2 separate regions of the Homo sapiens genome follow, and region 2 is linked to region 1. A link is a contact called in ENCODE Hi-C or POLR2A ChIA-PET data. All regions are on one chromosome and are shown on one strand. The core of a region is the stretch at or near the end of the contact, and the rest is flanking DNA. Distances in the headings are between cores, read along the strand shown. Region 1 holds the start of SPTLC1 (serine palmitoyltransferase long chain base subunit 1). Region 2 overlaps FAM120A (family with sequence similarity 120 member A).

The links. Hi-C counts contacts between places; a loop is a spot of excess contacts on that map. ChIA-PET counts read pairs that join two places held with the same protein, here RNA polymerase II (POLR2A). Pooled maps may share reads with other maps.
Region 2: a map of B cell shows a loop between it and region 1 (7-fold over the local background). The contact joins the enhancer-like site here to the promoter of SPTLC1 in region 1. A Hi-C loop is called at or near these places in 3 of 168 maps with a recorded cell type or tissue (B cell, CD4-positive, alpha-beta T cell and CD8-positive, alpha-beta T cell) and 14 of 50 pooled maps. POLR2A ChIA-PET finds 5 or more read pairs at or near these places in 1 of 52 experiments (OCI-LY7).

What each region holds. Positions count from the first base shown.
Region 1 is chr9:92,114,017-92,117,254 of GRCh38, reverse strand. SPTLC1 (serine palmitoyltransferase long chain base subunit 1) reads left to right here and starts at 1,842. Exons shown (of 15, transcript NM_006415.4): 1 at 1,842-1,941. The coding sequence starts at 1,885. RefSeq lists an enhancer at 1,280-1,339.
Region 2 is chr9:93,565,289-93,568,407 of GRCh38, reverse strand. FAM120A (family with sequence similarity 120 member A) reads right to left here. Exons shown (of 18, transcript NM_014612.5): 18 at 2,296-3,119. Among named protein-coding and RNA genes, the nearest start is that of PHF2, 9.7 kb to the left of the region's middle. RefSeq lists a silencer at 1,576-1,995. Within about 2 kb of position 1,352, at least 20 of the 41 ENCODE cell types and tissues checked have a DNase peak (open chromatin) inside an H3K27ac peak, as active enhancers do; they include B cell, where a contact is called at or near this core.

The DNA.
Region 1 (3,238 bases), core at 593-3,092:
AAGCTCTGCTGAGGACTCTCTTACCTTCACTATCTGCCTAAATAATTTCTTTTTGGCTCCTGTATCAATAGCACTGGTACCATTTCAGAATTCTGGGGAAAGTCAGGGTTACTCAAATAAATGGCACTCAAAAAATTGTTATTCCTTTAGAAAAAAACATAATTAAGTCCCTTAACTCTCATTATCCAAAAATATAGTTTCCAGAGTAAAGAGCTAATTGCAAATAACAACAAACTGCTGCAAGAATGGTTGGAAACCATAGATGTGGTGAAGAAGGCCTTTCTAAGCAATATGCAGATCCAGAGGCAAAAAACAGACTGAAGCACTACATAAAATTTAAAATTAAAGTATGATGAAAGAGCAGAAACAACTAGGCGGCAACTGAGCAAAAATATTTTTCACATATGAAACAGAAAAATATAAGATATTCAGAATGTATAGAGTTCCTACAAATCCATAAGAAGGCAAAAATAACCAATAGAAAAATGGATTAAGAATATGAATTGGCGATTCATACAGTCTATAAATGCCAATAAACATATAAGAAGCTGCACAACCTCATGAGTAACCAGAAGCATCAATAATAAAGGATAGTGAGGTATCATTTTATCTCCATTAAACTGGCAAATTTTTTTAAAAGATTGATAATATCCATCATGGACTAGAGCATAGAAAAACTTCCAAATTATTTTAATTGGTTGAGCCATTTTGGCAGTACTTATCAAAATTAATAACGTGCATAGTCTTCAGATATATCCCATGTTGAAAAAACTGGTCAGAAAAACTCCAACATGCACAGAAAGATATACACACAAGGAACATCGACAGTTATGGCAGCATTATTTGTAATAGGGGAAAGGTGGGAACAACATAAGTATTCACCAATAGGGAAACGTTTACATAAAATGGAACGATGAATATACATAAATTATTCCATGGAAGTCTTCAGCCATTAAATATGAGATATATTAGGAAAAAAATGCTAGAAAAAAAATTTAAAAAAAGTTGTAGAAAAGTCTTGTCCCTATGATCTCAATTATATTTAAGAAATCCAATCCAATTAAGTATGTGCGCGTGCATACTGTTTGCATATGCATTGGAAGGCTCTAAAAGGTTCTTTACCAAACTGCTATATGATTTAATACCTGCAAAGCCTTGGCCTATGTCTGACAAAACAGGAAGTGCTATATGGGTTGGCTATTTTTGTGTATAATTATGCATTTCTTAATGATAATGCATTGCTGGATTACTTATGCTACTAAACGTAAACGTATTGGCCAGGCGCGGTGGCTCACGCCTCTAATCCCAGCACTTTGGGAGGCCGAGGCAGGCGGATCACCTGAGGTCAGGAGTTTGAGACCAGCCTGACCAACATGGAGAAACCCCGTCTCTACTAAAAATACAAAATTAGCCAGGCGTGGTAGCCCACGCCTGTAATCCCGGCTACTCGGGAGGCTGGGGCAGGAGAATCGCTTGAACCCGGGAGGCGGAGGTTGCGGTGAACCGAGATCACGCCATTGCACTACAGCCTGGGCAACAAAAGCGAAACTCCGTCTCAAAAAAAAAAAAATAAAGTAAACGTATTGCAATCATTTTAACTCTCTGCGCCCAGCTGATGACCAAGTGTAAGGCCCGTTCATTACTACTTTCTCCATCCTGAATCCAGCAGGGAGGGTAATAGGACACAAGGTAAACAATTCTTGGAAAAACTGCGGCATCCCACCTGACCCCGTCCAGCCTCCTGTCAACCAGTGCGCAAGTGCGAGTAGGCGGTGCCCAGCGCTCCGCCGCCCCGCCCTCTGCGGAGGTGATAACGACACTGAGCAGCGACGCGCACTTTTGGGACGCGCTTGTGACCCGCCTTCCGGAAGGAAGCGGCTAACTATGGCGACCGCCACGGAGCAGTGGGTTCTGGTGGAGATGGTACAGGCGCTTTACGAGGTGGGCTCCGCGCCATTAGCGGTCCGCGACCACACCCGGGCCCGGGGAGGGTGGGAGGACGCGTGTGGATTTGTGGCCTGAGACCTCGGCGGGACTGGCTCGGTCACGCCCAGACTCGGTGCCTCTTGCTGGAAGGACTGCCGGGAGCTTCTAGTCCCAGCGGTTGAGTGTAGGGAGGAACGGGCGGGGGCGGGGGCTGGGACTGAGGGTCTCGGTTTGAATTCTTATGCTCCGGGTCCCCTGGAAGCTCCGGAAAGGAACACGTGTAAGGGGACGCAGGAGACAGGTCTGCAAAAACCAGAGTTTAGACGGACGATAAAACGGAGTGGTGAAAATGAGTGGAACACCTTCGTCTGGGAAGGTCCTAAGGAAGTCAGCTCTTTGGAACTACGGTACAGTTCGTTGGGGAATAAAATTGTAATAAATTGGAGTTTGTTTTTGTCGAAAAGAAATCAAGTGACTTAGGATTTGTGAATAAAAAATAGTTTGTCATTCTTCTGCGTACATCAGTTTTCTGTCTTATAAAGATACAACTAGTTTAGTCGATTTTTATTTATTTATTTTTGTTTTTTTTTTTTGAGACGGTGTTTCGCACTTGTTGCTCAAGCTGGAGTGCAAGGGCGTGATCTCGGCTCACTACAACCTCCGCCTCCCGGGTTTAAGCGATTCTCCTGCCTCAGCTTCCCAGGTAGCTGAGATTACAGGCATGTGCCACCATGCCCGGCCAATTTTGTATTTTTATTAGAGACGGGGTTTCTGCATGTTGGTCAGGCTGGTCTCGAACTCCCGACCTCAGGTGATCCGCCCGCCTTGGCCTCCCAAAGTGCTGGGATTATAGGCTTGAGCCACTGCACCTGGCCGTAGACTTTTAAAGGAAGAATAGTTAAGAGTTTTTTGAAGCCTAGTTATTTCAGATACATAAGATAATAAGAAACCAGAATGTCAATCTTAGTGTTCATTCATTTAATAACTGAGAGTCCCCGTGCTGTCTTGCAGAGCTATTCATTGGGCACTGAAGAACTTATTTTATTTTATTTTATTTTTTAAAGACAGGGTTTCACTCTGTCGCCCAGGCTAGAGTGCAGTGGTGCGATCAGCTCACTGCTGCGTTGACCTCCCAGACTCAAGCGATCCTCCCACCTCAGACTCCCGAGTAGCTGGGACCACATACCACCATGCCCAACTAATCTTTTTTTTTTTTTAATAGAGACGGGGGCTTGCTGTGTTGCCCAGCCTGGCCTCGAACTCCTGGCCTCAAGTAATCCTCCTGCTTTGGCCTCCCAAAGTGCTGGGATTA
Region 2 (3,119 bases), core at 103-2,602, 1.5 Mb before region 1:
CTTGACATCTTCTGTCCCATGGGGCCTAGGGCTGGGCCTGACACGGACTCTCCGCAAGTGCTTGCAGAACAAGGTAATGTCCAACCATGCTGGTGGGGAAAGACTGAATACGTTACGATGCAGCCCCACCGTGGAGTCTGTGGAACTATGGCAGAATATGGAATGGTAGGGAAAGGCAATCATCAAATGATGCTAAGTTGGGAAAATGTTACAAAATATTAACATGATTTTTTTTGTATAAGAAAAAAATCTATATATTGTATAGAAGGAGAGAGACCAAATGTTAAAAACAGGTGTCTCAGGATGGGGGAATTACCGAGGACTTCTTTTCCTTTTTGTGTATCTAGCCAGTATTTCTTAAACTTACCACAATAAACACATATTGCTTTTGAAACAAGAAAAAAAAATCAGTAAAACCTATTTTTTTGAAAAGGAAGAGGATAAATGGCCAGGCAGCAGAACATACGACTTGCCCCAGGATATCATGCTGCCAGGAAGGAGAAACACCAGCATCACCATTCAGTCCAGCCCGCACCAGTGCCACCCACAGCCACTGACCCCTGGGCCCATGACAGCATCGCCCTTGGGCCTTCCTCTGCAATTCTGGTGGTGTGGAAGGAGTGGCCAGCATGGCTCCAGCAAGGAGGGATGTCCTTGGCCTCCTTGTTCCAGCCACAGGGTCGCCGGAGCCCCAGCACCCTCTCCCTTCCTCTCTCCTTAATGCCCACGCCTGCACCTACTGGAGCTTCAGGAGCGGGTGGACAGACCCAACTTGGAGCTAAGGGTTGGGTTCCAGCCCAGTCCCTGCTGAGAGTGACCTAAAGCAAGCTGTGCTGCTCTCTCACCTACAGCAATTGCAACTAAGAGATGAGAACCACCGGAAAGAAGGAGCACCTGCTTGTCAGGGAGCAGAGAGGGACCCTTGACATGCGCGCGCTCCTGCTGCTGAGACTGTACTGTTCAGAAACCTGTCCCTCTCCCCTCTTAAAGCCAGAGGGCTCTCCCTGTCAGTTTGCTATTCTCAAGTGGCGTGGGCCTGCCCCTTGAGAGAGGGAAGAAAAGCGCGTGGTTGTCACGGTGGGAGAGGTACTGCCTAGCAATGGATGGTGGAAGCTGGTGGGCCTGGAAAGTGTTCCTCCACAACGCTGTCCCTCTGCCAGGCACGTGCGATCCAGAGTGGGTTAGACTGGTTCCCGTCACAGGCAGGGTCCTCAGTGGAATGGTGTTTTTGAAAGATGGAGCGTCCGGGCGCCCCCATCTTCTCACAGCACAGAGAAGGGGCTGGCTGGCCCGCCACCGGGAGGCTGGCGCAGAGGGACTCAGCCGTGGCCCCGGAACAGCGGGCCACCGTCAGGAACCGGCGAGTCAGGGTGGGAAGAGGCCCTGGAGTGAGCGAGGCTAGCTTCACTTCCTTCAAACTCTGAAGGCCCACCCCATAAAAAGAAGGGGTAAATTCGTCTGGGGTCTGAACAGCCAGGACCAAGAGCGCTCTCAGGCTGCTAGTTGGAGAAACTGGCTCGGCTCGGGCCTTGCTGGGACTCGGGCTCCCAGGGTCTGCTCGGTCTCTCTCGGGGCACTCGGGTCTTTGCTGGGCCCGGCGCCGGCCCCGCACAGAGAACCGGCTTCAACGGCGCAGTCTCAGCCTCCGGGAGGAAAAAGCTGGGAGTAGGCCTCACTGACACGGCCCCGCCTCGCGGGCTGCGCGCGCACCGGGACCTGCGCGGTGGCGGACGGGGAAGCGCCACGCAAGGCCCCGCCCCGCCCTTCCACAGGAAGGAAACGCGCCCCCGGGCGAGCGCCAGCCCCTCCCTGGAGCGGGATCGCCGCAGCTCTCCTGGCCGCCTCCGGCGCCGTTAGCCCACCATCCCCCGCTAGAGGGCAGCACGGGGCGCTTTCTCCAGGCGCTCGGCGGACCTGGGTACGGGGACCTCATATCAGGCTGCAGAGAAGAGCCTTCAGTCAAAAGGATGGCATGAAAAACGGACTATACTTGTAACATCCAGCTTTTAAAACGTGGTGGAGTCAAATTTATTGCTTCCTCAGGGCTTAAAAAAACCTCTTCTGTAAGTCTGCTTTATCAAACAGAATTTTTTTATCCCCTTGGTTGCTTGAAACTGAGCTATCAAACAAATTAATCATATATTAATGTCCCTCTAAGCCGGAAACCTGGAATTACTTTGAAAAGGTAAAATATTTTTCAACTTTGGTTTTCTGATCTTTTCAGTAGTTGTTTCGATTTGAATTAAACCTCTATAAAATTAGCTTTTACAAGTGAATTTAAAAGCCACGCCATACTTTATACTAAAAGAATAAAGATTTTTATTAAGCATTGTAAGTTGCATTCAATAGCCTTCAGATACACCACACCACAATCCATCGACAGTCAATCAAACCCAACAGCAGTTCATTCTTGCACAATCCATGAGTTAGGGCAAAACTCCCTTCAACTTACAGTAAGATCCTACTTAGCTCTTGCGGGCAGGGGTTGGGGAATTACACCTCATTTCTGATCACTAATGTGATGAAGAGCATCAGAAGTATATGAAAACGATAAGAAGTGATTCTGATTTCAAAGTACATTGTTTGGAAACATTAACAAAAACATCAAAATGATAGAAGTATACCTGCTTCTACTAAATTCTTGATGGGAAAGTTCTCAAGAACAAGCAATTTGTTTCCTGCTACAGAAGGGGGGGGTGGTTTTTTTTTTTTTAAGATCAAAGGGTTTTTTTTCACAGAATTTCATATTTGCTAATATGAAGGCATAAAACAGCAACAAAGAACAATAATGCATACAGCAGTGAATACACCAGGGTAATGTTGATATTCGAAACGGCTAGATAATTTTTGGGGGGCTTTAGAATAAATGCAACAGAGGTCAATAATCACAAAATTTTAAGGTTAGAGCAAGATCAGTCAATGACTAAACAGAGTTAACATCTTTTATAGGACTATTACTGATTATTAGCATTTTTGTTTTGCAAATGGGCACATACTGTTAAGAATGGAAGAAAGGACGATAACATGCATATTAACTACACACTTTAAAAATTATGAACCATGCAGAAGTTTAGCTCAAGTAGTAGTACTAATGGTCTACATCCGATTCAAAACCACAT